Linked DNA regions of Mus musculus: region 2 is linked to region 1. Evidence: chromatin loops called from intact Hi-C (ENCODE). Cell type or tissue: left cerebral cortex. All regions are shown on one strand. Each heading gives the region's core, and the rest is flanking DNA. Links, peaks and the distances in the headings are about the cores only.

Region 1 (16,554 bases), core at 4,254-12,253:
CATGTCTTTAATGCTTCTTGTTTGCTTCAGATGTAGCCACACAAATCGCCATTTTTACTAGGATGAAGAATCGCTTTTCCTTCATCTAAATCCTGCATTTCATTCTTGTCGCTCACAGCAAAACCCAATCCGAACTCCTGCATATCTGTTTGAGTGTCACACTGACCAGGAAGCAGGGGGACAGGCTAGCTTCTGCAAAGCTGAACACTCTTTTTCCTCCATACCCAGCCCAGCGCCTGCCCTCGGAAGGCTGCTGTCGCACCTACGTTACCTGCATGTGGACATATGTTGGCTGCGAGGCCAGGCGGGCCCTCTCCGATTTCTGCTGGGCAGCTGCTGCCCTCTCAGCTGCACGTTCGCTCCCCGGGGCCTTCTTGTCAGCAAGCGGACTTTCTGTGGCGCTCAGTTCAGGGTCTGAGAGTAGTCTGTCAGTGCCGCTGTGAGAGAGAGTTGGGAATTCACTGCTCCACCTCACATGCTGACAAGACTGCATGGTCCCTCTGTGCGTGTTCATTGTGTGTGCTTCAGCTATCACCTGCCTTCACATGTCATTCAGTCACCGATCAATGCCACAGCATGGCAACACTGAGACAAAGGTGTTGCTGTCTCCCTGCTAGACACATAAGGACCTTATCCATGGTCCCTGCTTTAGGGTGACTCTGGGTCTCAAACTATAGGTTAAAACTGCTTAGCAGTATGAAGGCACCCACATTATAGGCAGTCCACATGGTATTCTGCTTGTGGTACATGAGGAATAGATACATGGAGAAGATTTCTGATGTTGGTACATCAACCAGACACCAAGGGGTTATGCAAAATTGGAGCACAGCCTGAACAAGCCAGAAGGTAGACAGATGACAGATACTGCATGCACAGGGTGCATGTGACACTGGTTAAGAGGAAAAATAGCAAGCTTGGGATGTATCGAGATGCACCTCAAGTTAAAAAAAAGTGGGGGGGCTGGTTTGCTGACTTGTTCAATTATAACCAATCACCTCCTCTGTTCCTATGTCAGAAGACGAGACATGAGCAATAAGTTTTGCCTGACAGATGTTGACAGAGGACATGTGACCTGGAAATGAGGGAGCCTTTCAAATTTCCTAGGGTCAAAGGCCGGGAGAGCAGCAACCCAGGGAGCAGAATGCAAAGGAAGGGGTCCAGGATCAAATCACTGGGGCTGTTTAAGTCACAGTGAGGCAGGGCTGGTCCAGCTAAGAGAATCATTAGAGCTAAAGAAAGGGCAGGCCACACTGATGAAAGGGCAAGGAGACAGAGCAGGAGGCCAGGGCTCCATCCAGGTGAGAAAAAAGAAAAAGATTCAGAAGGCAGAGAAACCAAAATGGCGGGCATAGGCTTTAAGGGATTCAAGAGGCAGCAGGAAGCAGATCACTTCAGGAACATGCACTGAAGAATGGCCTTGTGGGGGACTCAGTGGACAAAAAGTTGGGTGGGATGAGTCTGGGGTTTAATAAGAGATGGAGGAAGTAAATATATACATTCCAATGTTTGCATAAAGACCATCCTTAGAGACGGCGAGGAGCTAAGAAGACAGAAGAGGAAATGGAGTAGTCGGCAGGTAGGAAACCCTTTACTCTGTAAGAGGATAAGAATAATAAACAAACAAACAAACAAACAAACAAATAAAGGCAATCTCAGGATAGCACAGTGGAAACTGAATATGCCCAGAGTTCTAGCTAATAAAACTCAAGGGTGGATCCAAAAGTTTACAAGTCTGCAGCTGCCTGCACTGGAGAGAACGAAACTGAAGTTTAAGAATCCACCTCAATACCAGGTAAGGTAGATTTGTGCCTGGAAAAAACATCTAATGCAAAAGCCAGAGGCTAAAAGTAACCCCTACCCATTGCTGAATTGCAGAGAGAATGTGTAAGCTTTAGAGCAAAAAAGATTTTTTTAAAGGACACAGGCTAACAATGAAGTCGGGGGACACTTATAAAAATGGGCAAGGGTGAAAACAGGTTATTCCTTGAGTGTCTGAAAGGTAACGTTGAGGGGGAATTGCAAAGCCTATGATACTCTCCAGCCTGACTTGAGTTAGGGTCTTAGCCAAGGAGCTCAAAGCAAACTCCCCCTCCATCATTCCCCGCCAGCAGGATAAGCATACATACTGGAGGTGCGAGTTCTTCGTGCCCTGCAGTAGCTCAACCGTCTGCCGCTTGGCACAGGAGACCTTGGAGGCACCCAGCATCTGCTTCAAGTCGCCAGCGTTTCCAGAATGGGAGGGACTTCGAGGCATGCCCACTTCAACAAAGGCATCATTGCAGCCTGGGTCAGGGTTGCGAGGGGCGGGAGGACGTTGGGGGAGAGAGGAGCAAAATGTAAATATCACCTTAGAATGCCATAGAGAAAACCAAAAAAATCTGTCTCATCAAGACGCAATTCTACAAAGGCCTCACAATGTTCTCAGCCGCAAAAAAGGCACACAGCAGCAAGCTCAGGCTGTCTCCAGAACTCAACCTCTAGGGAAGACCTGGTGTTTCCTGACGATTATTTGGAGTAAGAGAGGTGTGTGTGTGTGTGTGTGTGTGTGTGTGTATACATATATGCATATATACATACATATATGTGTGTGTATATGTGTGAATGTGTGTATATACACATACACACATTAGTGGGGCCCATCTATTCCTTGAATACTGTTGGCACTAGGGGGGACGGATATATATTTACAAAGGAACATTATTGGGACCCTTGTTTTCTTGGCTTCCATTCCCTCTCCTTGTTTTCCCCTTTCCCTCTCCCAGTACAGAGGTTTACACAGGGCTTTGGGCACACTAGACAAATATGTCTACCACAAGCTATATCCTCAACCCCAAATGTAGTCCTTTCTTTCCTCCCCAGTGCTAGGGACTAAGCCCAGGGCCCTACACATGCTAGGCACATGCTAGGCACATGCCATTCCAGGGAACCATACCCTTAGCCCCACTCAAATTTCCTCAAGATTGTTAGGGGCTGAACTTCCTCGCAAACAGTCATTGAGCTGGTGTGACACAATAATGGAACATTGGTGTATCTGTGGAAAGTGCCCTTCAGTTCATCGTTCACCATGTTCTTTGGAATTTCATACAAGACCTTGACTCTTCATGGTTGAGGGAGGCAGAGTCAGCAGGGATGAGTAGAAACCAACTCAGAATCCCTGCGATCTCCGGGAGCTGGGGGGCGGGGCTTCACCCAAGCCACAAGCCAGTCTGCAGTCTCCGGGAGCGGGGGGGCGGGGCTTCACCCAAGCTAAAAGCCAGTCTGCAGTCTCCGGGAGCTGGGGGGCGGGGCTTCACCCAAGCTAAAAGCCAGTCTGCAGTCTCCGGGAGCTGGGGGGCGGGGCTTCACCCAAGCCACAAGCCAGTCTGCAGTCTCCGGGAGCTGGGGGGCGGGGCTTCACCCAAGCCACAAGCCAGTCTGAGGAGGGAAGTTCCAGTTAAGTTCCTTACCTTCCACCGAGTTTGATTTAGGAGAAGCCTGTTCGGGCCCAGCTGTCTGCATGGATGGGTCACCATGATTCGAACTCAGCACTTTTTCCCCAAGCGATGAAGTGGACAGCGGACCGTATTTCATGTTTGCAGGCTGAAATCATAAATAAAATAAAAATACAACGGAGAAAACGGGTTTCGAGTAGCTTCTCATTTGCCAAAAGCACAGAACACCCCCCTCCCCCACCCTCCACCCCCTGAATCTCACAAGAGGGTGTTACCTGCACATGTCCATTTATAGACGCAGAGATGTTTTTGCCTTCTGTCTGCATGCTGTTGATGTGAACATCAACAGGAGTCAAGCCAGGTGGGGGAGATGGAGCCGTGTGCCCGTATGTGGGCACTCCAGACAGCAAAATATTGGTTAATGTGGCCTGGGCAGTAGAGGGAAGCATAAGGTGTGGTATCGTAGAGAAACCTGAAATGATCCAGGAAGACAGGTGTTAGGAGGAAACAGCCTAAAAACAACTGTTACGTTTAATAACACAATAAGAAACTCCGTCCCGTCCCCCGTCCCCGTCCCCGTCCCCCCACCCCACCCCCGCGCTGTGAGTTCAGAATAATTTGACATCTCTGTAAACAGATTGAACATTAATATAGAAACCATAGAGAGGCTTAGGAGATAGCTTTCAGGCTGGGTAAGGGCTCCTGCTTCCATGTATGATGCTCTGAGTTTGATACCCAGGATCCATGTACTGGAAAGAACTCAGTGGCTGCAAGCTGCCCTTTGACCTCAACAGACACAAATATAGAACATGTTTTCTTTACATGAAACAATGTTAAAATGAGATAACCGTGTCTAATAGGTTGGGGAGAGCATAGAGACCGGGCCTGGTCCTGTGACTATGAACTCGCTCCTCCAAGAAGCTGGGTTCCCAGGGTTCCCTTGTAACCTTCAGGTGCCTTGGCCTTTGTTCCCTGAGCATCCTGCTGCCTCTCCTAATCTGTTTATCACCTGTGCGGATGAAGCTCTGGAGGCTTGAAAAGCTCTTGGCTTGGCAGAGCTTCATTTAAACTAATTTACACAGCAGGGGAGTGTAAATTTCCTTAGGGCTAGAGGATGCAGTCTTAGAACAGTGATTATTTTTTTCACTTGAAGAAATGGGATCCCTTGTAAATTCTATTGAAAGAAAGAAAAAGGGCAGTATCTATGAATTCCCACTTCTTGATGCTTTAAGGGGCACTAACCTGTGGCGCTTGCAGTGTTAGCGATTGGGGGTGCCCACAGTGTAGGACTGGGAGTACCAGAACTTGAACTTTGCAAAGGACTGACCGAAGTGTTGAGAGCATTCAGGAGTGAGTTTGGGGTGGCTGACGTATTGAGCGACAATGTGGTGGGCCCCAATAAACCTGTAAAGAATAAAAGCCAAGTCAAATACACCTACGTTCAAGATTCAAAAACAGGGACGCCACTCATACTGTCTTGTGGAACAAGCATCGATAGAACCTGGTGCTTTCTAATCTGTCACATTCGAGTGACAGGTTTGGTTTTGTTGTTTCGCTTTTTTTTTCTTTTGATGTTATTTCAGATATTCCCGTGAAATCTTGCCTTTTCCACATCTCCAACCATGGAATTTGCTCGTCCTCAAATAGACAATAGATGCCATAAGATTGGGGAGACCGGTGTGCCCAATCTAGCACAAGCAGCCAGCCATACTTAGAACTCCTAGACACAAGCCCGCTGACAACCTAGGATGGACGAACCTCAGCTCAAGCAGAAGCTTGTTTTTTGTTTTTTTGTTTGTTTGTTTTGTTTTTTGTTTTTTAATTCTCCCCTGACTCACTTGGTATCAGCTTCCCAACAGAGCCCTTCCCAAGCGTTCACGAGCGGCAGCGCCTAGGAGCGCCTTTCCTGTGGTAGACTGGCTGGCTGATACTTCGTACACAGGATGCTGGACCAGATGGTTGCGTGCGGGTCTGAGCACACACTGACTCCTGTGGGCTCCAACCCAATGACTAAAACTTGCCCAGGGATTGTGCTGGATTCTCTCTGCTCTCAAGAAACCTAGCGCCTGCTGTAACCAGGGAGATTCTCCTTTGGGAATTTGGGGTCTAAAAGATGATGTTCATTTCTGTGTGTTTTCTGAAGTGCACATGGGTCAGTGTTATAGGAGCTGGGTGGCCAAGGAAACCTCTCCTCCACTCAGGGAACTCGGCTTCTCCAACCACTTTCTCAACTAGAACACAATAAAACGGGCCCCTTCTAAGTCAGCAGTTCTCACCGTTCCTAATGCCACCATCCTTTAATACAGTTGCTGTTGTGGTGAGCCCCCCCAACCATAAAATTATTTTGCTGCCACTTCATAACTATAATTTTGCTACTGTTTCAAATCTTGGTGTAACTGCCATACAGGATATATGATAGGCAGCCCCTGCAAAAGGGTTGTGCAACCCCCAAAGGGGCTGCGACCCACAGGCTGAGAACTGTTGTAAGTCCACCAGGACGTCCCAGTCCACAGTATTGCTGTGTTGCTATGGCTGTTCAGGCCTGTGTGGAAGAGACAGCTTTGGTTGAGGAAGAACCTGCATCACCATAGTAGTGTCTGAGTGTGACAGTTTGGAGCCCAAACAGGTTTTACACACATGACGTCTTTCAGTGTTGGGGATCGGACCTAGGTCTTCATGCGTGCATCCTACCAGTGAGCTCTAACACAGCCCATCCTACTATGTATGTGACCTACTGTGCTCTCCTTATACATGAAGGCATCTGGGAAACGAGAAGGAAAATGGTAAGCCTGGTCTAATGCTAACAGAGCTCTTGGCCAGCTTACAAGAAAGGTCTTCTAGATGAGGGCACTATTTCAGGATCAGCAAGGACTCACTGCACTTTCCATGAGTGGTATAAGCTTGGCTTGGCCTTGGGTTTATCAGGCCTAGCTGTAGGGTAGGGGAATGGGAGGTGGGGGAGTGGGTTCAGGGACTCTCCCCTCCCCCTTCTCTAGCTGCCCTCCAGATTTGCAATTACTTTTTGGAACAAACTGGATCTTTATCTCTAGGGAGGGAGGGCAGTACAGCCAAAGCAAGACAACACAGAGCGCATCCATCACCGTCAGCGGCTCCCCTCCATCTCGATGGCATTCTTAATTTAGCAGAACAAACACGCGCCACGGAGAACAAGAGCAGGCAGGCTGCGATTATTTACACTGGCATCGGAGGAATCTGGGCAACCCAAAACCACGGAGGCTAACAAAAGAAAAAACTCAGGCCAGATGAATCAGGTCCCGACCCGGTTGCTTGTCACCGTCACCGGGCTTTGGGGCTCAGAGGAGAAAATAGAATTTAGACACAGCACAATGGTAGAAAAGGGCAGGGAACCCGATAAGCCGTTCCCCAGTGGTAATAATAAACTTTATACCTAGTCCAGTGAGTCCGAGGCCTGCCGAAGCTAAGATATCCAGGCTGGGACAGGCCAGGCCGGCAGGGCACGATGCTGGGGATAGACTGGTTGCTATGGAAACCCCACTGCTTTCAAGTCCGAGGAGACACTTCCTTGCTTCATACATATTTAAGGCATTTCGCTCAACACTTTTCACAATCACAGACTATGAAAACACATAATGGGGGGAAAAAAGATGACACTGAGGTAGGCATACAATGACAGAAGGGTAATGAAAATGTAAATGAGTGGCCACAGGAGGCTGGATACCACCCCCTATCAGCCTCTGCTCCTGACACTCCCGTAAAACGTGAGTCCCCACCTACTATGTGTGTGTGTGTATGTGTGTGTGTGTCTATGTGTCTGCAAACCATTGAGAGCATGATGCTGTGGGCAGCCAGCATGCAGGTCCCGATCCCTACCTAACCTTTTAAGGTATGGATTCCTATCCAGGCATGCTTAGAAATTTAGCAAATTCTTGGTGTCAAAGTCCAGCTGCCCCACTACACAGCCTCTGGGCTTCATACTGAAGCATTCCTCCTCACCACCTCATTACCTGCAGAAGCCAAATCAAACCCACCATCACGTATAGATTGCACAGTTACAGTTGGCTTCTTTTTTTTTTTAACATACACGGTCTAATGGTTAGCTGACGTACCTCTAGGCACCACCAACCCCCAGTGAGACCACATCTGTGGCAAATCTTATGAAATATATGTGTGTGTGTTATATTATGTTATATATAATGATATATTTTATAAATAATAATAATTGTGTATATATATAAATTTTCCTTACTTCCTATATGTATATGTCATATACATATAGAATTATATAATTTATATATCTTTTATATACTAAATGTCTAAGCATATATATGTATATATATAAACATACATGTGTATATATACATATGTATACATATATAAACACATATGTGTATGTATGTGTGTATATGTATGTGTGTATGTGTGTGTGTGTGTGTGTGTGTGTAGTAGTAGTAGTAGTACTTAGAATCCAGCCATCAAAACACAATTTCTTTCAGCCTAACATAGGTTCGTTTTTCTCCTGAGCTCTTGGAATTCTTTTTATTTCTGTCTTTGTTTGGCCAAGCCCTTCTCGGAATCTGAACTGATGGTATTTGTGATTAAGTTAGTCAAACAGGGCTTTATGATGTCTAAATCCCATGGCCTGGTCTCAATCTCTGAACTCACTCAACCTTGCTCCCCCAGTCTTGGGGCGCTTTAAAGTTTTCTCTAAAAAATAAAATAATAATAAGTGTGGTTGTTTCCTCCAGGTGAACAGAAAATATCACATTTACTCATGTAGAAATCATATGCAAGACAGATACACATAAAGCATTCTATACACAAGATGGCATCTCTGGTTTAGAAATTTTAGTAAAGTATGGCAGATTTATCTACCTTAGTAATTCAGGACTTCCTACTCGAGAATCTAACTGCACATCCTTCTGTGGCTTACACACGTGAGTGTGGACACATGGATACACACGCACACACACACACACACACACACACACACGCACATCTCCATATATACCTGTACTTGCACATATACATACATACATATATACACACATCAACACACATGCACACACATACACTTACATGTGCACACACACATACACACATGCACTTACATGTGTACACACAAAAAACTGAATAGAATTAGGGAAGAGATGTGGGGGAAGGAGGGAGGGAGGGAGAGAGAGAGAGAAAGAGAGCACGCAAGCACCTTTCTCTATGAGAGAGTGGAGTAGCACCTGTGAATGTGGACCCAGGTCCTACCCTGACACCAAAGCTGGTCCAGGCTGAATCTTGTGCTGGCTGGCGTCCATGACTACAGACTCCCTTATCCATGGCTGCCTGCTCTGTGGCACTGTTACAGCTGCCCAAACCAAGTCGGATGATTACTGGTTTATTTTTTACTCTATGATACATTCCCCTGCACTAAAGCAGTGGCTCTCTACATTGCTAAGTCCGTTCACTAGACTTTATAAAGCAATTAAAAACCAGCATTTAATAAAAATAAAAAAAAGTTAGGGAAAACTCAGCTGTTCTTCAAAACATTCCACAAACTTCAAAATTTAATTACAGTCTATAAATCTTTTAAGTTTTAAACATTCAGAAAAAAATGAGGATTAATATAACATTGTCATACTTAATACCTGGAACACAGACAATTTTGCATGTGACTTTTGTTAACCCCCTGGATTATTTCGTAGCCATGCTTTCTCTCCTAGTGGTGAACTTGGGATGCACCCCCACACCCCACACCGCCCCAGGTCTCCCTGCCAGCCAATGCTTCGTGATTTGGAAAATATAAGAGTGTAAGTACTGCTACCTAACATGTTTTTCCACTCTGAGAGCCTTCAATTCATTTCACCTCTGCTCAGCACGCACAGCGGCAGCACAATGGCTGCCAGTGACAACCACTGGTGAGGTCCCAGGGTCCCAGGCTTTAAAGGAGCTGCAGCAGGCTTCACAATATTAATGCATGAACAGTCTTCCTTTCTTGCTTTCTCAGGGCACTTCAGATCAGACTTCTCCCACTGCGCATTTACTGTCCATGTAAATTACCAGATAGCATTGGACAGAGAAGGCGCTAAGGCGGCTGAGAGCTTTCATTACTCATGGGCTTTATTAAAGAAAAGGAGAGAACAGAAAAAGCAGCAGCTCCGCTAAGCCAGCACAGGACGTTCTGCAAATTGATTTGAACATGCGCACACATGCATACACTTAACATATGAGTCTCCTTAGCTACTCCCTAGCAACCAGCCTGTAGTCAGCAGATTGCAAATTAAGAGTCCTTCCAATAAATACTCAGAAGTGGTGTGTCTTGTTCACACAGTAGGTCTGCTTTGGCTTTCTGACAGAGTTCAGTATTGATTTCCGTTAACAGCTTGGCTGGTTTAGGTTACCACCATCAGTGTGGGAGCACTTCCTTTGCTCCACCCCCTCACGAGCACCTGGCCGACTGCCACCCTGACTGGGGTGACATGGGATCTTCATGGAGTTTACATTTGCTCTCCTTTGATGGCTAGTGAGGCTGAACAGTTTTATGTTCGCTAGCCATTTGAACATCATGGTTTGGTTGTTTTTAACAGTCTGTTTGCTTCGTTAGCCTGTGTATTGATTGGGTTGGTTGATCTCTTGTCAAAATTACCAAGTCAGATGTGGTAAAAAATAGACTTTTCTTTCTCCTGTATTTATAGAAAAACAATGTTACTAAAAACTAACATGAAAATCAAAAACCATGAAGAAAATGGAGGCAGATAACGGAGGGGGCACTGTTACAAATGTAACTCTTATAGCCAAATATATGTATCAGAAATTATTCCCATGTAAATGAACAACCAGAGTGGGTAGGGAAGGCTATTCCAGATGCTTCATCGGGTGCAGACTCTAGACCAACCTTGCTCGGCTGTTTGGGCTTTGGTTTAATACTGATAAAGACGTCCAGCTGTTCCATCAGCTGTGCGATGACCTGTGGGTCCACTTCAATGTCTTCCTTCATATCAAACATCAACACCAGAGGAAGACACCCCTAGACAAGACAGTAGGAGTGTCAGGGGTTAGTCATCTCAGCACCTGATGCCTGAGCATCTCCAAATAACACACGATCAAGTATTTAACTTAAATACCATTTACCTCTTCACAGCAAGGAGGGTGTGTGACCAAGGGGAGGGGCAGGAGACTATCTGGGGGACTGGAACTGCATCTGTTAAGCTTGTGGGTTTGGTGTGACTTTTCTTTTTTTAAGTCTACTCTTTACTAGAGAAAAACCCTTCACTGTCTGACTTCAGTTCCGTTAGCAATTGTACTGAGAGAGTCTTCACCACTCTGAGGGTCAGGGTCATGTGTCCTTGCTCGGTGACTTCCTGGGAGCCAAACCACTGTATCCTAATGGAGAACCCAACTGCTGTTTACTAACTTCTGCTTTGGCCCAGCCTGGCCCATCCTACCACAGATTTGCACACCCTGGATCTGTTTCTTCCACCAGGCCAGGCCCAAATCTCAATGTCCTATAGGTGGAGTCTGTAATCCCTCAGAGCTCTCCTTCCAAGTTGGCTGAAGTTGTAAGTCCTTCCACTCAGACATGTGCAGTGAACCACTGTTCCAACCCTCAACCCTTTCGGGGGGTGGGGGGTGTCACTACAGTGGCTATCTTTGGCTCTCATCTCTGCTTTGCCCTTCACTGCCTACAATCACTTGGCTTCTCTTCCTCTGGTATAGAATGCTGTTCAGCTCAAGTCCTTGGTCACTGGATATTTTTAAAGATTTATTTATTGACCTTATATATCTGATTATACTGTAGCTGTCTTCAGACACACCAGAAGAGGGCATCGGATCCCACTACAGGTGGTTGTGAGCCACCATGTGGTTGCTGAGAATTGAATTCAGGACCTTTGGAAGAGCAGTCAGTGCTCTTAACCACTGAACCATCTCTCCAGCCTGGTCACTGGATTTTTTTTTTCTTTCTTTCTTTCTTCACATGTATTGGACAATGCTGGGTACACTGTGATCAAAATGAAAAACTGCCCTTTTCACCCGTGAATAAAAGTGACTCTTCTTCATGGACCGATAATAAAAAAGAAAGGTTGTTAAAACCTTTGAATTTCTTTCTCCCTTCTTTCATTATTGCGTAATAGTACCTTTCAAAAAAACTATAGTTTTGGCAGGTGCGGTTAAAGTAGGAATGTGAGTCTGTGAAGTTTTTCAAGCATTTTAAGCTTAAAAATAACACCTAAACACCTTGGAAAGGAAGACACTACAATGAGTAATTTGCCAGTTTCTGTATGTAAATACGCCCCACCGCTAAAGGATTATTGACCATACAGTAAAATAAAGGTGGCTAACAAAAAATCATCCACAAAAAGTGAATCTTTAAATGTCCCACTGCCCTGACTGGAAGCTTGATCTGTCAGAGGAATGGACGCAACAATACAAATCTGGGTTTTCTCAGTTGTTTTGTTTATTTGTTTGTTTGTTTGTTTGTTTGTTTAAATGAATTTGCCAAGTTAATAGTGAAGACCATGCCTAATGTCCACTGGGTCAAATGTCACTAAAGACTGGGCCTGGAACCAAATAGTCTAATCTGTTTTTAATAAGAGTCTCTACCGACCCAGCAATACACCTGTCTCTTCGCACCAATCCCCACACACTGGGGTTTCAAAAAAAAAAAAAAAGCATGTGAAGGAGAGAAGGGCCTTACATCAGGATGCTTCTGATGACTCAACGGATGTTTGTCTTTCATAGCATTCGAAATTAATGCGTGAAATCCTATTTTTATTTACATAATAAATTCATTAACTGTACACATGTTTTAGATCACCAAGAGTCAAGAGTTTTGGGGTTTTTGTTGTTGTTGCTTTTTGGTTTTTTTTCGAGACAGGGTTTCTCTGTGTAGCTCTGGAACTCACTTTGTAGACCAGGCTGGCCTCGAACTCAGAAATCTGCCTGCGTCTGCCTCCGAAGTGCTGGGATTAAAGGCATGCACCACCACACCTGGCTTCAAGTTTTTATAGATGTGTGGGTAAACGTGGACCGGCCAAAGGCCAATAGCAGGCAGTTTCCTTGACTATTTTTTTCTCCAAGTTTTTTTTTTTTAAACAGTTTCTTTTTATGAACCCGAACCTCACAGATTATCTATCCTGACTGACCAGCAACCTACAGGAATCTCTTGGTCTCTGCCCCTCCAGCCCTGGGATGGCAGACACGCATCTCCACCCTTGCCTTCCTATAGAAGTGCTTGGGATCCAGACTCAGGTCTTCAGGCTTGTGTGGAAACTGAGCCATCCTCTCAGCCTTTGAAGGCGACCTTTAAATGGTGTTTTTTAGTTTTCCATTTACAGTTCAAACTGCATATCAGCACCCCCTGTCAAGCATAGCCACCTTCTAGCCACACCACAAAATGCATTCACCTGCAATCTCATCTGTCTTTAGGCTAAGTTAAGAAAAATATAAAAATGCTTCCCTACACAATAGAATATAGCCTACAGCGACACAATAACCCTTATTCCCTGTTTGCCTGGTATTCCAAATTGCTTTCTTAAATAGCGGGTACCCAAAATCAGAGTGGAAATGGGATGGATTCAAAGAAGCTAAAGAAGAAGACAACAAAGTAGACTCTAGCAGCCTTACCATGAGATACTGCCTTGCTAGGCAGACAGACTCAATGGTGCCCTGGAGGTAGACGGTGGATTTCTTCTGTGGATTGCTGGGGTCGGGAAAGTGAATCTGCGCCCCTGTCCTCTGCATGATGTGTTTGACGTTGCTCCCGTTCCGGCCCATCATGAAGAGGTGATGCTGGGCTGCTATGTCCAGTTGTGTGCTCACGGGGATGGCGGAGGCCAAGCTTCCCGCAAGGTGTTCCAACAGCATGGCTGTTCCTTCCTGACAGAGGAAAGCAGAGTGGGGGAGAGAGAGAGAGAGAGAGAGAGAGAGAGAGAGAGAGAGAGAGAGAGAGAGAAAGAGAGAGAGCTGAAATCCCATCAAATACAACTGTCCCCACACAGGCAACATTTCTATTGTACCTCCAACAACTCTAGAAACATCAGCAGCATGTTCTCTGAGCCCAGAAGTAGCACAAAGGAAATTGCTAGAAACCAATTAGTCTAATATCCATAAATACAAAACTTGTTCTGGGTGTGGTCATGGTGGCGGCATAGGCCTATCTATGATCTGGAAGGTAAAGAGAACCATGATATGTATTTTTTATTTTTTAATTAATTAATTAATATTTATTTAATGTTCATTGATGTTCTGTCTATTTGTATATATGTATGAGCGTGTCAGATCACCAGGAACTCAAATTACAGACAGTTGTGAGCTGCCATGTTGGTGCTGGGAATTGAACCCAGGTCCTTTGGGAGAGCAGCCAGTGTTTTTAACTACTGAACCATCTCTCCAGCCCTGAGAGAACTGTGAATTTAAAGTCAGTGTAAGGATCCCCCTGCACCCCCCATAAATACATAAATAAATAAATAAATAAATACAAGCTTTCATGGTGCGTGTTTTGAGGTCATCTGAAGTCACCAACCTTCACAGCATTAGTGTTATTCTGAGAGCCTCGTACTGTGACTGTAGCACCATACATTCGAGACCTCTGCTTAAAGGACACAGAAACGCTGTAGGTTTGTGAGATGTGCTGAATGGACGGGGTGTTGGGATCGGGGACTGGCTGGAGAATCCCGGCAATCGGTAACTCAAACATCAGCACCAAAGGAAGCAGCTCCTAGGAGAGGCCAAAGCATCAGTGAGCAACCGTGAAGCATGACGTCTGCAGAGAGGCACGTTCCTCATCTCTTTTCTTCTAAGGATGGATTGTGAGACTTGAACTGCCTTCAGGCTAGAGCTTCAGTATAGTGTGTAACATTTCCTAAAGCAGGGAGCCTTTTGCCTGAGCCAGGCAAAAGTATAACAATGTTTCCACAATGTCTCCAACAGAGAAGCATTTACAAGCAAACCTAGACTGTTGTGGTCTACATACTGATGGAAAATGCCTCCACCAGAGCCCAGATGATAGAAGCAGGAGTGTTCCCAAAGGCACTCTGCTCCACTGTCTCCTGCTTCCTGAAATGGACTTGGTAACCAAATGGCAAACGATGCTATTTCTGCCCCCTTGTTATGTAAATATGGTGAGCATGCACACACGATTCCCAAAGATTAGCACAGTTACCCGAATCCTTGCTCGGGCCGATTCTACTCCTGCTGGCTGTCCTGCTATAGACACCTGCAAAATAAGAAAGCAAGGCTTATTACTCTATCACTCATACACCTATCTGCCTTCCTGGGAGCCACACCCCTCCTGCTGAACCCTTGAGCATGGGGTCTCCTGACCAATAAGCCTCAGCCAAACCCATTGAACCTGAATTTGATTTTAATGAGACCCTCTTCCAGTGATATCTGGCCATTGATCTACCTCATCCTTGGACTTAGCAACAGCCAGTAGCTCCCAGGAAGTCATTCTGACCCCTTTGTCAATATGTCTATCCACAGCATTTCTCCCTTTTGTTTAAAGTCTCTTTGCGTCAGTCTGTGAGATACATATTATCAGCAGTGATGAGACTGTATCAGACTCTGTAGCCATAAACCTTCATCCTCCACACCAGCAGGCAGATAATCACAGCCTTAGTACCCCCCTCTCCAGTTTTCTCCATAGATCCCCGGACATCACCATGACTCACCAACTAAAGCATTAGTCTTATGCTGGGTGACAGAACCATCTTGTCACAGTGATCACCGGGAATTCTGAATAACACCTGTATCTTTAATCAAGGCTTTCAACCTAGGCCACAGATACATGCCAGTGTAAAAACACTCCCTGATTTACCCTCAGGACTCACAGAACCCCATCATGGGAGCAGCTAAGAAGACAGAACATATCTAAATAACACAGCAGTAGTATGCACTCTTCAAGGACTGGAAGTGCTTGTGTGGGGGCCAGTGATGCCCAACGCAAAGCAGCGGGAGTGTATCTAAGCATCCTCTGAGATGGTGACCTCAAGGGCCACTTCTACAACTGTGTAGCTAGAACCCACCAACCGGATAAAGCTGCGGGCAAGACAAGCCTGGTAGACTCTCTCAGTTCTTCATAATGGTCCTTGGGATCTCTACTATTTAGAGATCAAGCAGAGAACCAGAGTCTACAGCTCATCCTTGGTCCCACAGAGTACCCCCAGCCTCCTCCACCTACACCATCTGCCATCTATAATTCCTCTGGTTGCTTTTTGCCCTCATCTCTCAGAAGGGATTTGTCTACTGAGACTCAAGGGTATAAAGGACCAATCACCTGGTTACTCTTCTCTGCCTGGTTGTTCCTGTTGGAGTCTGGGAAGTGGATGTGGCAGCCCGTGTCTTCCATGACCTTTTTAATGTTGTTACCACCCTTGCCGATGACGTGGGAGTGCTCCGTGTGCGAGACATCCATCTTCAATGTGACGCGGTTGCTCTGCACGGAAGCAGGGTTATGTCCCGATGTGTTACCACCACCGAACACTTACGGTGCTTCAGCATTAACAAAGCGGACACCACTCCATGGGAAACTACAGATTTCTCCAAAGGATTGTCTCAGCCTAACAAATTTCTATCCGTTTCTTCATTAAGACGGAATCTCATTTTATGATAAATTTTTCAGAGGGTGGTGACAAATTTTTAACTGCAATACTGTGACAGAAGAGCCTTTCTTAAATACGGTCAGTTGCAATGGTAGATAAATTATCCTGGTTTTTCTTTTCTTTTAAAGGCATTATTCATGAAATGGTTCAAATACCTGAAGACAGATGAAAGTGTGATCACATGACTAAAGATGCCGTGTTGGGCAGAGGATCTATGAGGAGGAGGAATCAGGACTATAAGGAAAGCCCCCACTGAGATCACACATGCCGACAACACATGCTGTCTGAAGTCCTACACACAGGAGCGCTTACGTGGCTACCTGCCCAATCTTACACAGCCACCCGTTATTCCAGCTGATGGAAAGAAAAGTGGAGAACTCGTAAGAACTTCCACCCTGGCAGACGAAGGCACGGATAAACAAACCCCAATCAGAGGCTCAGTTACCTTAAAGAAAGTGTAAAATCCCAAGTGGTGGGGAATAAAAAGGTGGCAGTCAAACTGGCATCTGAACATTGAATTCTGAGGAGTTTAACCCAATGCTACGAGGACAGAT
Region 2 (16,554 bases), core at 2,945-10,944, 110 kb before region 1:
CCTGCAGCTGGGCTCCAAGGATGATTTGGCGGGAATGGACCTCCCCTCTCCTTTATAAATCGTGTCTGCTATTAAAAATTTGAGTTTTGATCAGAATACTGTCTTAGCTCCATTTCTCTCTCTCTTCTGCCTAGATTCCTTTTCTTTCAGCTCCAGGCTGCCTCCCAGGCTTGAACCTGGACATGAGAGCCGCAGGCCGGCCCCAACAATTTGGCAAACCAACTCGGGACCTGGGAATAGCAGAGGACGATGGAAGAAACACTGCTGGTAGGGAGCTCCACAGATAGAAAATTCGTACCAGAACATGAGAAGCAACGGGCAAAAAGGTTGCTAGGTGCAGTATGAGCTAAGCTGGAACAGCGTTAAACCCTCGCACTGGGTTCACTTAGGTTCAGCAGTGAGGTATCAGGATCTAGGAACGTAAAAGGCAGTTGGCCGCAGGTTCCAGAAGCTGCTTCTTAGGTAAGAGAGAGAAAAGGGTTTGGATTTAATAATCAGGCGGATTGGCCGTAGTCGGAAACTGCATCAGGCGGGAGGAAAATATCTCAGAAGCAGAGAGAAATTTTAGGAGATGCCCTGCCTTTCTCTCTCTAGCCCTTACGGCAGGAGTTCTCTTTGTGTTTTTGTCTAAGGTCTTGTCCACATGTTCAATTCATGTATGTTCATGTCTAGTCGTCTGAATGACTGAATGTTCTGTGTTTTGTGTTGAAAAACAAAAGATTGCTGGTATAAGCAAAGGAGAGTGGCCACATGCTTTAGCCAGAATCAGGCACAGCAGGAGGGCCCCTGCTGGAAAAACTGTTTTTTTTTTTAAAAAAGGGTTACAGCCTCATGGTTTTGGGGCGAAATAGCTGATAGATGTTTTTTTTTTTTTTTCCCTAAGAAAATTCTCTGCATTCGTGATTATTGTGTTTAGCTAATGACAAAGTGCTTTTTTATTTTATAATTATAACTAGAAGAAATTAATATTCTCTGATTGGTCTAAGTGTAGCTGCTTCATTTTTTTTTTCTGGTAATGTGCTCTGCATGCCTTCACAATCAGCTCATAAGTTATTGGTTAGGATTAAATAATTGTTACATTGGTAACAGAAGGTTAGCCTTAAATTGGCAAGAGTCTTTTCAAACACGTGGCATAAGCAGGCAAAACAAAAAAATAAACAAAACAAAAAATAAACAAAACAACAACAACAACAAAAAAAACTTGGCCTCCTAAGATACTTCTAGCTGAGATAATATTTAATGTGATTCTTATCCTAGAAAGTAAGATTAAGATAAGATTTAAAGCAAGGTCTCTTAATGAAGCATTAAAGCACTGTCATGCATTCATAGGTATAAATTGGCAGCCAAATCTCACAATGTGGTAGTGAAGTTTTACTGTTGATTCTTAAGGTGATAAATCGTTTTGAAATTGGGTTTTGCTTTCCCAAGGTTGTAGTTATAGTCTAATATTGCAAAGAAACTTAAAAGTTCTAAAATCTGTCCTCATTACAGGAGGGCCAAAATGCTTGAGTTAGAAAATTTTTTCTTATGTTCAAGTTAATGCAAGTTCAGAGCAGCCTCAGGGAAGTTGGCGCAAAATCTCCTTTGTTTCGCAAACTGTGACTAGGTAAGTTCTGAGAACCTCCCTCATCCCTACCTTCAGGAGAGAATTCCTTTTAGCTGTAAGAGCACCTTTACAGATGTTGTTCCAAATGAAGTTTAAATTCAAAGTTTATAAAAGGTCAATCAGGCTGTAGAATTTATCAGGACATTGCGATTTGACTTGCCTACTTCATATAAAGTTATTATAGATTTAAAGGTTTGTTTTTTCCTTTACATTCTGATAATTGTAAAAAGTTTTGCTTCTAGTGAGCTGTAATCAAGGAGCTAAGAGTTTGAATATTTCAGTGTATATTGTTTCCTAAGTGGAAAGTATTTTATTAGCTAATGCCTCTCAAGGGCAAGGCCAAGGTGGCATTCACCTCAAGGCACAGTTTCAACATCTTATTAAGCCACTGTGGTGCTAACAAAGAATTATAAGATAAATTCATATAGTTTGGGATAACTATAACAAGAATTGTGTCTTAAAAACCTGATTAAGTGTCTGTTCCTTGTTCCAAACAGCAATTAATTTGGTTATTACAGAATATTAATATTTGATCTATTGCATACCATTATTTTAACTAAAATTGACAATCAATATCCCAAAGATAAGTTAAAAATTGTTTTTATGCATGCTTCTGTATCTTCTATAAATTCATGCATGCATGCATCCCAATTATTGTGTTTAAAAACAACCCCTCTATGGGAAATAAGTAGATGTGAATTGGATCACACACTTATTCTTTTGAGCTTCCCCCTGCTTCAGCACAGATAATTAAGTTGTGTGCTGTGGATGATGTTTTAAAATGCTGAACAATCAAACCTTAATTTGTATATTAATAGTCAATATTATATCTCAGAGCTCACAATTGCTTAAGATTGTTCATCCCTCAGATGCTATTAATTCTCAAATTTGCAATTAGTTATGCATATACAACTCATAAGAAAAAAATGCTGTCCTTTTAAGAAGGCTGGTTTTATTAAATTGTTCTAGATTGCCTGGATATCTTAAAGCAATGCCATGCTGGATTTATATCTCAGGCAGTCTATAGGTCCTAAATATAGGTCCTAAATATAAGATAGATTAGATATATAATCTCGTTCTTTATATATTCAAAATAGTTATGCTTTAAGATAATATTTTAGTATTCTTGGAAATTGTGCATGTTAAATTCTTTGCTCTTAGTGTCCTCAGTTACTACTTGTTTCCACATAATAGTGTTAATTCTTAAGGACTTATACTTGATAAATTGCTGCAAATGAATGCTCTTATTTCTGAATAGATTATACACATGTGACTATTAATAACTTTTCAAGCTTTCTAGTTACAACTGCTCTTTAAGAGAAACAATTGAAAGTGCAATTAGTCACTGCCCATGTTACATTAATAATGACTATAACAGTCAAGTATTTGAGATGTTTTGTCAACAAATTATTAATTCTCAAGGATAAGGTACTGTGGAACTTTAAAACTTTAGCTTCTTAAAAGACAAAGAAGGGGGAAATTATATCCCCATGCATATTATTTAGTGCATTCCTGTGCACATTATTTAAATCATACTTTTATTTTAGAATTTTGAAATTTGGATGTCAAAGAATTTAATAAATGCCTTATAGTATCTTAAAAGGATCTACTTATTGGCATATGGCTTGATCCTGAACAGCTACCTTATTAGGAAAGGGAAAAGCATAGGTTCTCCACAGAACGCTGCAGAAACATGATGGCTAATTCGTGTGACAAAACAGGTGAGTTCACTCAGTGCCCTAACTTTAGTGACTAGAAAGCTGATTTGGGTACATGTTTTCAACCCATCCTTGCTTGCTATTTTTCCAGTTTGGACAAATGAAGCTTCCTTGCTTCAAGCTTTTAACCTTATGGTAAAAAGAACATCAGAGACTGTGTAATCTGACTTAGAAATATTAGTGATTCTTCTTTTTCCCTCAAGTGACCAGTTATTCTAACTCAATTTTGGACTGGTCTAGTAATAATTCCAGTATTAGAGTATCCCAGGGAAGATAACAAAATATTCTTAATTACTTAACAAAGTTAAATTAGAACACAGCCTCTTCTCCCAGAAAGATTGCAGCCTTTCTGGGATTCTCAAGGTCACCTCCCCCACACTAGGAGCTCTATGTCTAAGCCTGATCTTTGCTAATTTGCAATTGAATGGAGTACCTGGACTTCCCCAAAAGAAGCTTTTGTACTGTGCCTTTCACTGTCTTGACTTTGTTTTTCAAGCAAGTTAGTCAGCGCCCTTCAGCATGACTGCAGCAGGTGTGCATCCCCACCTCCAACAGTGTGCAGGTGGCAGTTACTAAACTTCATTCATGAAGCATTTTAGTACATATTGTGGTTTTTGGTCTGATTTGGGATTAAGGTTTGCTATGAGGGTCGGACAGTCTAGACGGGCATCCAGATCTTGGAATCATATTAATCTAGACAGAGGTACATGCCAAGAGGCCGTGGTTTATTAATAATACACCACAGAGTCATGTAAAGAATTGGAGGTAAAGGTTAATGTCTTAGAAGTAGTAATCTTAACAATAGGGCAGGACATAGCATATATTAAGGCTAAAAAGGCAGAAATTTCAGATATTAGCAATAGTCACTTGGACACTTGGAATATTGATGAATTGGCCAGAGATTTAAAAGATAACCTAAGTGCATTGAATCCCCTGGATTGAGTTCAATATATTATCCTACTTGCTATTATTATTGGCACTATTTTATTAGTAGATCGTTGTGTTTCCATTCATCTTCAAAGCACTTCTGAGATCTATAGCTATGGTGAGGCAGGACATTCTGGAACTTCAGCAGAAATATAAGAATGGGGGAATGCTATGCACACTCCAGTGAAGTTTGCTTGGCAGGCTGAGAGGCCTGAGAGCACTCACGAGGCAAAGAGTTTCACAGAAACTCACCTCCTGGAACTTTGGTGTTCTCATAACCTGTACATTCTTACCCTATCCCCGAGTTAGTCTGGTGTATGGATCCACGTGCTCTCTTTTAGTATTATCTTATTATAAGTAGCTTTTAAGCTTGAATTCTTATATAGCTAAGCCTTAGCCAGTGTTCCAACATCCTAGAAAGACCTTGAAGCCGACAACTTGGAATTCAGTAGGAATTCAATAAGGAAGTTACCTATTCAGTAACTAATTAAGCATTAAAAAAGACAGAGCCTGCAGCTCAGGGCTGGTCTGTAGAGTGTTTACTAAGACAGTTAAGACAGTCTTAACCAAATAAGGGTTTACCATGAGAAAAGCTAGGGAATCCCACTGAGACAGGTTTCTTCACTAGGCCCAAAGAAATCAGGCAAAACTATGGAGCATAAATAAATTTTATGCCTCAGTTCAGCCTTTTTTTAAAATATTAATAACAGGGAGGATATGTAGCCTCCAGCAAGCCTGAAGCAGGCTGAGGCAGACCTTGACTTTGATGCCACTAAGGAGATTACTTAGGGTGGAACCTGCCTCCCTGGATCACTCTATTGTTCAGCCTCTGCTGCTGCTGCTACCTGCTGGGAGTCTGCCTAGCTATTCTGGAGCCTACATGTGGTCACCTGCAGCTGGGCTCCAAGGATGATTTGGCGGTAACGGGCCTCCCCTCTCCTTTATAAAGCATGTCTGCCATTAAAAATTTGAGTCTTGATCAGAATACTGTCTTGGCTCCATTTCTCTCTCTCTTCTGCCTAGATTCCTTTTCTTTCAGCTCCAGGCTGCCTCCCAGGCTTGAACCTGGACATGAGAGCCGTAGGCCGGCCCCAACAATAAGTATTGAGCCTTAGACCTCAAGAATTCAGAACACATGCTATACTATTGAGCCCCACTGGAAGAGGGAAGTCAATGGAGTTGTATTATTGGGAAATAAAAACAAACAAAAACAAAAACAAGACCTATAATAATGGAGATGGGCTATCTGGGTAGCTGCCTCTGTGACCGGATGGGTGTTAATTCCTCAGAGAAGCCCCAGAGAAGGTGCACAAATACAGTATTTTGAGAGGTCAGAAGATGAGTCCCTGATACCTAAGAGTCCCTGTATCAAGGTTTCTGATCTGTCCTTCCAAGTGATCATAAATAGTAATATGCTGTGTTAAAACAAGTATCAACACAGTGACAGTTGGCAACCCACCACAGTTTATGCTACATACAATGCTAGGGAGTTTGGGAGATTTTCTTTAATAGATTATTTATAATATTTGCAAATAGCACAAGTGGGCCTCTTTCTATTTTACATTTAAGATGGAGAAAACAGGAGCCATCTAATCAGTAACCACTGCATGCTTTTATGCACAGGAGACTAGTGTAGTCGGGGCAAGGGATCGAGTGGTGAGCGGTGGAGAGGGGACATGTTCTCATATAGTTTACGCTACAGTGGAAAGAGACTGGCTACCATGGAAACCAATACAACATCAGATGTAAATGGTGGCCTTAGAGGAAAAATAATCTAAGGGAAGTAAGGAAGATAAATGGTGCTTTTTAAGGTAAGCAGTCTAGGGAGTCTGTTTGATGGCTGAATGTTGCAAGCCAAGGGGGTAATTCCAGGCAAACAAAAATGGAGAGCCCATAGCCCCAGAGCGAGCTACGCTAGGTAGAAATAAAGGAGAGAGAGTGTGTTGTTGCAGTAGAGAAAGGGAGAGGAAGACTAGGCAGGGGTCAGACGAGAACTGCAGATTCATACGCCTTAGTGAGGATTTCACTTTGATTTATAAGCAGTGAGTAATTCACCACTTACAGATGAAGAGAAATGAATCAGGAGTCTTCTGTGCTGATTCAAGTCTAATGCTGCCACTCCTGATTATCCCAGGAAGGAAAACTTGGGGGCTAATGATATAGCTCAGTGAGTACAGCCCCCTGCTGTCACACCTGGGAAGGACTGAGACCTGACTCTTACAAGTTGTCTTCTGACTTCCATATTAGGACATGTCACATGCTCACCCACATAAACAAATGCACGCACACACACACACACACATACAAACACACAAATAAATAAAATGCATATATAATAAAAGGCAGTTATTTTTAAAAAGAAGGGCAAATTGCCTATGTGGTTTGTCACACAGGTACTGCCTTCCTACCAAGCCATTGGTCTTTGCTATGGGAAATGTCATTACTTCATTTAAATAGAAACACTCATTTCTCTAGAACTCATGAATGTGTGTGAAAAACAGGTCTCTTTGCCAAGACAAAAGGAGAAAAATCTCCCATCTGCTTTAGAGAGAGACCATTGCAGCCTGATGGTAATAAAGCAGTGCCTGCCCTTCGTTTTGAAGCCCTGGGGAGCCAGGACCCCCGGGACCTGCAGAATTTATACTTACCTGGTACCTCTGAGTGCCAACCCTCAGCATTTATCTTGTAAGACTCTCAGCCACTTCGAAATCTCAAATTGCTGCTTTTCTGCCCGCTGGGTGCTGTGAATTGGAAAGAGCTCCATCATTTGTTCCCTCCACATGCCAGAAGTACTCTCGTGGATCCACATTCATTTCAGAGATACTTTCTTTCTGTCAGGGGAGACTTTTAAGTCCCAAAGGTCAACAGAAGGCCTTGGAATATGTAGCTTTATTCATCTTGATAACAGCAGGGAAGAAATAGAAAGAAAGAAAGCCCTGCTGGCAAGAGGACAGGAGGGAGAGGGGAAAAAAAAAAAAAAACAAAGCAAGCAAATGACAAAATAATTTCATTTTGTATTTTTGGGCAAAGAAAGGAAAGGAGTCTAGTATCATTGCCCGCTAAATCACCTGATTGGCATTCCAGACCCTTGCTGTGTCTGCTATATAGGGGAATGTTGATGGGTCTGGCTGTGTCACTTCAGCCCAACCAGAGATAGGTTCAGGGTTCTCTCCCAACTTCAGGCTGGCTTTTAAGGCCTCCTCAGTCTTCACTAAGCTAGCCCTTCAGAAGTCCCCATTCAGGGGCAAGTGTCTTCAAGATGGCCATGCCTCCCTCTTTTCTTTCTAGAATCATCAAATCACAGCCCTCCCTTCCCCCCCCCCCCCCCCCCGGTCTCATAAAAACACTTGAAGAACATGGATGGGTTGGTCCTGGGTGACAATCCACAAAAAGGGTACACCATGGTCCTGGAGAGATGGCTCAGTGGTTAAGAGCACTAGCTGCTCTTGTGGAGGACTCAGGTTTGGTTCCCAGTGCCCATATGGCAGCTCACTCCAGCTGCAAGGAATCCAACATTCTCCTCTGGACTCTCTAGGTATCAGGCACAAGTGGGTATGCAGGGAAAACACTTAAATAAAATAAGTAAAAGTCTATTTTTAAGAAGGGAAAGTGGAATCGTACCATGGGAATGGTTTGTAGGAACCCCTGGGATGCCCAGATTTGCAAATAGGCAAGGCTCTGTTGTAACAGAGCATACAACCTGAGGTACACACACACACACACACATCCCACACATCCCACACACCTGGGTACTCTAGACAGTTTCTGGTTAACTCATAATCACTGATACAAAATACATATTGTGTAATCCTCCATGCTTCATTGATTAGGGAACGATAACATGAAAAACTTGTCTGTACTATTTGTAAGCCTGAAGGCATTTTCCCAAATACTTTCTGATCTATAATTTGTTGAACCCATAGATATAGAGCTCTTGGTGCAGAGGGCAGCTCTGCTCGGCTTGTGAATTAGAGTCACAGGACAAAACGAGACATGACAGAGTGGAGACAGACTTCCCAGGTTCAAATCCCAGTTCCTCTACTCTTTGGTTAGATTGGCATGTTACTCAACCCCAAAGCATTTGCTTCCTAACCTGAGGAGAATAATAATAGCACTTCCCTAAGATCATAGTGCATTAACATGAATGCAATCCCTACAGCACTGGTCACATATCCACATAGGATTAGATTTTTTTTTTAGGAATTATTTGTTTTATTTGTACACAGTCGCTGTCTTCAGACACACTAGAAGAGGACATCAGATCCCATTACAGATGGTTGAGAGCCACCATGTGGTTGCTGAGAATTGAACTCAGGACCTCTGCTGATCACTATCCCAGGGCTGCATTCAGTCATGGGTATCGTCTAATTACTGATCTCTGGGATCAGCCATGCTTTCCGGATGTCCCAGCCATGCTTTCAGAACTCAGAATTGATTCCTGTGATATCTGTCCACAGTCAGGGTAAGGAGTTGAGGGGAACTGCAAATTAAGATCACTGTCTACCATGACTGGATAGCGCCTCTGAGCTCCGTGCAAGACAGAGGACTCCTTTTACCAGCAGGGCTTCCGGTTCTCTAACCTTGTCCTAGGAATCTGATCTCCCACACCCTCTATCCAGGGAAGGTCAAGTGGCCATTGGCAGAACTACAAGTTCAACTTTCTGTTTCTGTGATAAGACCCGCCCAGCAAGCATCAAGGATTCCTACAATGCCTCTCCACGCAAATGAGGTATACTTAGCACTTTAAACTCTAGTCCATGATTTTCATTTACTCGGAAAGCTCCTTCCCACTCTCCAAGGTCTACAAATACCCTGGCGTGTGTGGGCTTGTGGATGTGCCCAAGCTAAGATCTTGTACTAGAACTGTTTCATTGACCAACAGCAGAGGCCTTGGTCTAAAATGAGTTGTAAGGCTATGATCCTTGGAGGAGCCCTATCCCCACCCACATACACTCCCAGCCAGAACTGGATCCTGTAGAATCCCACTTGTTCCAGACTCCACGTCATCTCTCCAGCCTGGAGTGTACAGCAAGGTCTGGACACCCTGAGGAGGAGGAAGCTGACTAGGCAGAACTACTGCTGGACCCTGACATGCATACAATTGTAAGGCTCCATGATTTGCTGACTAATGATATTCTGGACTCAACAATAGCAGAGTTTATTTTGTAGAGGTTCAGAATTCTGGGATCTACCATATACGAAGATGGAGAGACCCTGAAGTGAGCTGGCAGGCCGGATTTTCAAGCACATTACAGGAATTTTGTAGAGGGGTAAGTGACCTTTATCTTAATCTGGGCTCTATTTTTATGGACATTCCAGAATCATTGCTGTGGCCTGGGGGTTTGGAAACTGTTGATGGGGAAGTCTGGAAACTGCTGCTGACCCATTGTCCTTGCTTCAGGTCAGGTGGTGGGGCAGCTTCTGAGGCCTGGACTTGCTCAGTTCTTAGAAACAGATTTAGGCCAAGTCTCCTGAATTTGAAGCCCATCCTGGAGTCAGCCCAGCCTTCTCAATACAAGGACTAGGATATCTGAGGGAGCTCACGCTGGCTAACCTTGTCTCCCCAGACTTCTTGCAATTGTGGACACTGATTGCACTGGAGAAGAACTTTAAAAACCAAGTAAAGCATTCAGGCCAGTGTCCTGCAGAGAGTAGAGCTGCTCACTTTACTGACTTGGTTCCTGTTGCCGATTCCCTTGTGGTAAGATGATAGGGATTAGTCTAACGTCATCTCTGTGGCCAACAATTCAAAAACAAAAGAGGCAAACTACTCTTAATACTGGCACAGAACAGGAGATTTTCTAACCTCTGAAACAAGAGCTTGAAATGACTGCAAATTCCCACTGTGTGACTCATTTCCTGGAGAAAGAATTCAGAAGTGATTGATGTGTGTGGGAGGGCACTTATATAGAGCTCCTATCTTGGATTCCAATGTGCTGTGCACTGGTAGGAAATGAAAATTATAAGGTCATGGTCTTTGTATCTTATCTGCCTTGGGGCCAAAGAATTAATAGGAAAATATCTGATGGTATCAGTGCATTTGCTGTTTTAGGATATTTCTGATGGTATTGTAAGGGTCCATGATTTGCTGAAGAATAATTTCCCCCGCCCAACACACACACACACACACACACACACACACACACACACACTCAAATATTATGCAAAAACAAAGAGTGTTTTATTCCGCAGAAGTCCAGCATGCTGGGGTCTACCATTTACCAAGATGGAGATGTCCAGGTGAGCTCAAAGGCCCAATTTAAAGCACATTAGGGGAACTCAAGAGAGGGGTAGGTGACCATTATCTTAATTGGTTGATTCAGTCTCTAGGGTATGCGGGTCTTTGGGGTTGACTAGGACTCTGGGGACGTTCTAGGAGCATAACTTGGGGTTAGGGCTCGGGGAGCTAGAGACTATTGCTGGAGAAGCCTGGAAACTGTTGCTGACTCACTGCTCTTGCCTCAGGCCAGGTAGCAGGGCAGTTTCTGATTGGCTGCCTTCGGCCTGGAGTTTTTCCAGTTTCTGACTTGCCCAGTTCTGGGAAACAGATCAGGACGGTCTCCAGAACTGCCAGTTTGAAGCCTGTCATGGAGTCTTGCCTGTCTCAGTCCTCTCAGTATCTATAGGGTTACCATTTCAAAGTATCTATGATGATTGAATTGTACCAGTTACTTTATTGTTTTCTTATCACTAAGCATTTTTTTTTTTTTGTAAACACTGAAGACATTAGTAGGAAAAGAAAGAACGCAAGGACACCTGTCTGTGTCAAGGGGTTCTTGACTGTATGGATCCTCTTTTTTTTTTATTTTATAAAGTTTATTTCCGACATAAAGACTCATCTCCCCTTATGTAAGCAAAGACACTTGGCCCTCCCATGCAGCTTCAAGTGCCCAGCTGAATAGATGCCTAGCTAGGCAGTGGTAACATCACGGGCACAGAGGGATGAGTTGCCATATATTCATGTGCATTGTAACCCCAGAAAGGTCAGGCAAAAGGCAGCAGGAATACAGAAAAGCTTGGTGTCCGTACATGTGGGAAGCACTTCATGTACCCACTGAAGCCTGAATGACCTGAACTTTAATTAATGGTCCTGTCTTTCATAAAGTCTTTGGCTGTTGGAACTTAAGTCTCCTAATTTCTACCAACTTAGGGAAAATAATTAGAATTTTCTGGCATTTGTTGACCAATCAGACTTCTCAATCAAAATGCTGATTTTCATGCTTTTTAACCATCATTGTCATTATCCAGTATCAAGGCAATTTTTCACCCTGACTTTTCTGTTATTCATGGGATCGGCTTTTTCACTACTGATATATCGCACCTACCTTGGCTTCTGCATATAAAAATTTTCAACATAAACTTGCTTTACATATCCATATCCAAGCCTAAGCCTTGAGTACAATGTATAGAATCTTCACAGCAGCTTGAAAAGTCCTGTACTTCCTGTACAGTCTTTGTACTTCCTGTACAAAGAAAGGGTGGCTCAAATGGGAGGCAGAAGGGAACCAGTTCAAACCCAAGGACTGTGTTTTCCAGAGACGTTACAAAGCAAAGCATCCGACATGTAGCCTAAATGACCTAAATTTGTGGAAATTTGGATCCAAATTCCTGCTCCATTCGTTGTTCAGTCCCAAATGCAAACCACCAATGTTGTACATGTGTATATATACTTAAACCAAAATTGGAAGTTAAGGTTAAATAATTTAAAACACCCTGAAAATGTTTTTATAGAAGTCCATTACACTGATTTTATTTATTAACAATTCATTCAGTATAGAGAAAAACTATCAATCTTATCCAAAGATGGTGTTTGTGTATATGAGTGTGTGTGAGTGTGTATGCATTCATGTGTGTGTCTGTGTGTATCTGTGTATGTCTATGTGCATGTGAGTATATAAGTGTCTGTGTGTATGTGTGAGTATCTGGTGTGTCTGTGTGTCTGTCTGTGTGTGAATAAGTAGTGTGTGGTGTGTGTGTAGTATGTTTGTATACATGCATGTGTGTGTCTGTGTGTATCTGCGTGTGTCTATGTGCATGTGAGTATGTGTGTGTCTGTGTGTATGTGCATGTGGTGTGTCTGTATGTCTGTGTGTGTCTGTGTGTGTGTGTATGTGTGGTATATGTGTATGTATGTGCATGTGTGCATGCATGTGTGTGTCTGTGTATGATAGTAATGCTATGGTTTGAATGTGATTTCCCACTCCCAGCTTTATATGTTAGAATATTGATGCCCAATGTAGCTCTACTAGGAACCGAACCTTCAACAGATAGATCCAGTGCAGTAGCCTAAGAAGGGATGAAAGTTGTTCTGAGGGACCCCAGTCTTCCTCCTGGTTTCTCATCTCACTCCCTGGTCCTCCTTCCCCTGTGCACACCTGTTATCTTGCCGATATTGTCACTGTGAGCTCTTGCACCAGTGTCTGGCAAATGCCCATGCTATGACCTTAAACTTCTAGAACTAAGAACCAAACCATTCTCTTTCTTTTATAAATGAAAACAGCATTTCAGTAGTCATGGAAACTGGAGTAAAGGCATTTCTTCTTTGTTCCCTATCTTATTGACAATGACAGTAAAATCGTATCTATTGCTCACTGTGGTAATAAAGATGACATGCCACAAATACAGAAAAATGCAGCGTATAAGAAGGTACTAGGTAAATCTCACTCATCATTATCAGAGGCACAGCAGTAAAACATCTCATTTCAGCCAATTTGCAATCCTAAGGACTGCCGTCATTGTCTTATTTATTTCCATTAAATAAAATGAAATTTTATTTAATTTCAGACCTGGTTTGTATTTAAGGTGATCTTTGCATTTTAGTTAGTTTTAACCCATATAATATGAAAAAATGTCAGTTTTGTCAATGTTTAAGAAAATTGAAGCAGCAAAAGTCTCCTTCCACCTCTCAAAAGAGCTACAGAAGGCATGTTAAACATCTTGGGTTTGGGCTGCATCATAATAACGAACTCTCCTATTGGCAGGATTTGAATTTCATCAGGGACCATCCAACCCCTTAAAATGTATGTTCCTGTCGATCCAGAAATCCAGCAGGCAGGCTCTAACCCCAAGGAAGCATGAGGCAAGACGTACAAACAAAACTGCCCACTGTAGTGCTGCTTACAAGAAGAGTTCCAGCCAAGAAGCTGCTTCCAGACGGGCAGGAGTAATGTTAGGCCATGTTCGTGGAATAGAATATAGCGATGGCTTTGGTATATAAATGTCCTCAAGTGAAATAGCGTTATTACAGTGTAGCTCAATTTCCTTGTAATGTGTGTACATGCAACACACAAAATATTGCTATTTGGTATCTCTGGTAGAATGGTAAGTGACTTATCCCCTGCCATTCAGAGACCACATTTTACAAGGAAAATATATTGCTTTAGTAATTATAGAAACACACCATAAATGTTTAGTAAAAACTGGATCCAGGGAACGTGTAAAATCCATAGAAAGTTATTCTGGTATTAAAGTGTTAGAAAACAGACGTTTATAAATACAGTATCATATGTGTGTAGTCTTCTTATTTCCCAAGCCAAAATGGTCTTTACTATAGCTAAGCAGCCTAGTAAAATGTCAAGGGTTCTGGAAAGATGCCTCGATGGATAAGAGTGCTTACTGCACAAGTGTGAGGCTCTAAGTTTAGATCCTGGCCCCTGGGTGAAAAGCTAAACTTGGTCATAATGCACCTTTAATCCTGGTGCTGTGGGAGGTGAAGACAGGAGAGCCTCAATCACCAGCCCTGCTCCAGGTTCAGTGAGAGACCCTGTTCAGAAGAATAAAGCAGAAAGTGGTAGAGAGACAGGATAGGTATGTGCATGTGCACACATACATATGGACATAGACGCCCCCCCTCACACACACACCTACACACACATACACACTCTCTCTCACATACACACACATACGTATACCCACACATACACACATACATACATACATATATACATACATATATGTACACATACATATATACATGCACACACATACATGCACATGCATGCATGAACACACATACATATACACATACACATATATACACAAATATACACACATATGCATACATGCATGCATATACATACATGCACACACATACATATATACATACACATATATACATACACATACATACATACACATACATACATACACATACATACATACACATACATATACACATAATATACATATACATATACATATGAGCACACATACATACATACATACATACACACACATATACATACATTTATACACACAATATTTCAACCAAGGAGACTGGGCCTGGGCCTAGAATGGAGCTGTGGCCTTTGGTTTTCTTTGTTCCTCAGGCGCTCCAGTAGTTCATTCCAGTTAATAGCCCTCCAATCTGGCTGCTGACTTTAATTTGGAATTCACTGAAGTGTTGATAGCGATGACCTGGACCACTGTGATTTGAGATTAGCAGGACTAAAACCCAACATGAAAAAGAAGTCCTCTGGTACACAAGGAAAGCAATCACAGGAGGGATCTTCCACAAGACCGGAGTTGATGAAAGGCTATTTGTCTCCTGTCACCGGCACCAAAGCTTTAAAGGTCTGTCCATTTAGCCACCCAAGTGAGGGTTAAAGTTGCCATGAGAGGGGCTTTTAGTGGAGACTGATGGGTCACACACAGCATTGACCTAGACTGCAGGCTTGGAAGGGCAGGATGGTCAGGGGAGGGTAAAAGCTAGGTGAACCTTTTCCTTTTTGTTACTTGAAAAAAAAATACTAAACTTAAAAATATTAACTTAGGCCTTGAATGTGCTACAATCAATAGGAACATCCCAAGCTGTCTTTGAGGAAAGACTGTTGGCACAGGTGTGGGTGTGCAGGGGCACAGGTGTGGGTGTGCAGGACACAGGTGTGGGTGTTCAGGGACACAGGTGTGGGTGTGCAGGGGCACAGGTGTGGGTGTGCAGGGACACAGGTGTGGGTGTGCAGGACACAGGTGTGGATGTGCAGGGACACAGGTGTGGGTGTGCAGGGGCACAGGTGTGGGTGTGCAGGACACAGGTGTGGGTGTGCAGGGGCACAGGTGTGGGTGTGCAGGACACGGGTGTGGATTTGCAGGGACACAGGTGTGGGTGTGCAGGACACAGGTGTGGGTGTGCAGGGGCACAGGTGTGGGTGTGCAGGACACAGGTGTGGGTGTGCAGGGGCACAGGTGTGGGTGTGCAGGACACAGGTGTGGATTTGCAGGGACACAGGTGTGGGTGTACAGGACACAGGTGTGGGTGTGCAGGACACAGGTGTGGGTGTTCAGGGGCACAGGTGTGGGTGTTCAGGGGCACAGGTGTGGGTGTGCAGGGACACAGGTGTGGGTGTGCAGGACACAGGTGTGGATGTGCAGGGACACAGGTGTGGGTGTGCAGGACACAGGTGTGAGTGCACAGGACACAGGTGTGGGTGTTCAGGGGCACAGGTGTGGGTGTGCAGGACACAGGTGTGGATGTGCAGGGACACAGGTGTGGGTGTGCAGGGGCACAGGTGTGGGTGTGCAGAACACAGGTGTGGGTGTGCAGGACACAGTGTGGGTGTGCAGGGGCACAGGTGTGGGTGTGCAGGGGCACAGGTGTCGGTGTTCAGGGGCACAGGTGTGGGTGTGCAGGACACAGGTGTGGATGTGCAGGGACACAGGTGTGAGTGTGCATGGGCACAGGTGTGAGTGTCTCTTTATACCTTATTTGCTAATTGTTTCAGCTAATTAAGGCATGCGGCCCTTTTCAGAAAACTTTGCATTGAAAACCTGTTTGGTGAATTTGGTGTTTTGAAATGGATGCTTTCACAGAATCCTTCCAGTGATGGTCCCACATGAAGAACAAAGTTCCTGGGCTGAAGAGGGAGAGGCACTTAGCTTGTAGAAGAGACGCTTTTTTTGGAGTTCTTCTCTTTTTGTGGGATTTCCAGATCTCTCAGTCTCTCGTTTGTCATAAATAAAATGTGTGAACTGTCTACATCTGCCTTTCCTACCCAGCATCTCCCAGCTCTGCCGCTGTAGGGTGCCATCTTTGCTGGGGTGGTAATTTTGTTCAGAACTAGAGAGTCTTCAGTCTGAAGGCTGGGGTGGAAAAGTCCAATCGTGAAAACATACATGTCAGCAGACTGCCCTAATGGACAACCATGCTAATGTCATAATGGAGGTAAGGGTCTGAACTGGAGAATTAGGGACATGAAGGAGACACAAAAGAACAGAGAGGATGAAAGACTTCTGCCACCCACACAAAATTAAAGCCATCTCAGAGAGCAGTAAAGGAGTCTAATGGCCTGCAGGTCAGATCTCATG

Evidence for each region. Peaks named below come from ENCODE experiments on the same cell type or tissue, not always from the same donor. Only the 100,000 strongest peaks of a DNase experiment are listed, where the experiment ranks them.
Region 2: it touches region 1 in a loop (2.3-fold over the local background); 3 of 42 quality-filtered maps call a loop at or near these places.

What each region holds. Positions count from the first base shown.
Region 1 is chr10:70,943,099-70,959,652 of GRCm38, forward strand. It overlaps Bicc1 (BicC family RNA binding protein 1), which reads right to left. Exons shown (of 21, transcript NM_031397.3): 5 at 15,676-15,834; 6 at 14,563-14,616; 7 at 13,924-14,118; 8 at 13,026-13,277; 9 at 10,297-10,428; 10 at 6,841-7,027; 11 at 4,674-4,835; 12 at 3,707-3,903; 13 at 3,447-3,579; 14 at 2,127-2,283; 15 at 272-437. Among named protein-coding and RNA genes, the nearest start is that of Gm24486, 69 kb to the left of the region's middle. In left cerebral cortex, for the core only: a CTCF peak has its summit at 9,118; DNase peaks (open chromatin) are centred at 5,380, 6,637, 6,941 and 9,582; H3K4me3 peaks cover 398 bases; H3K27ac peaks cover 1,079 bases.
Region 2 is chr10:70,837,600-70,854,153 of GRCm38, forward strand. Gm40689 (a long non-coding RNA gene) reads left to right here. Exons shown (of 3, transcript XR_871817.1): 3 at 5,275-5,343. Among named protein-coding and RNA genes, the nearest start is that of Gm40689, 15 kb to the left of the region's middle. In left cerebral cortex, for the core only: no CTCF peak of the experiment used is centred there; DNase peaks (open chromatin) are centred at 6,430, 6,792, 6,938, 9,072 and 1 more place.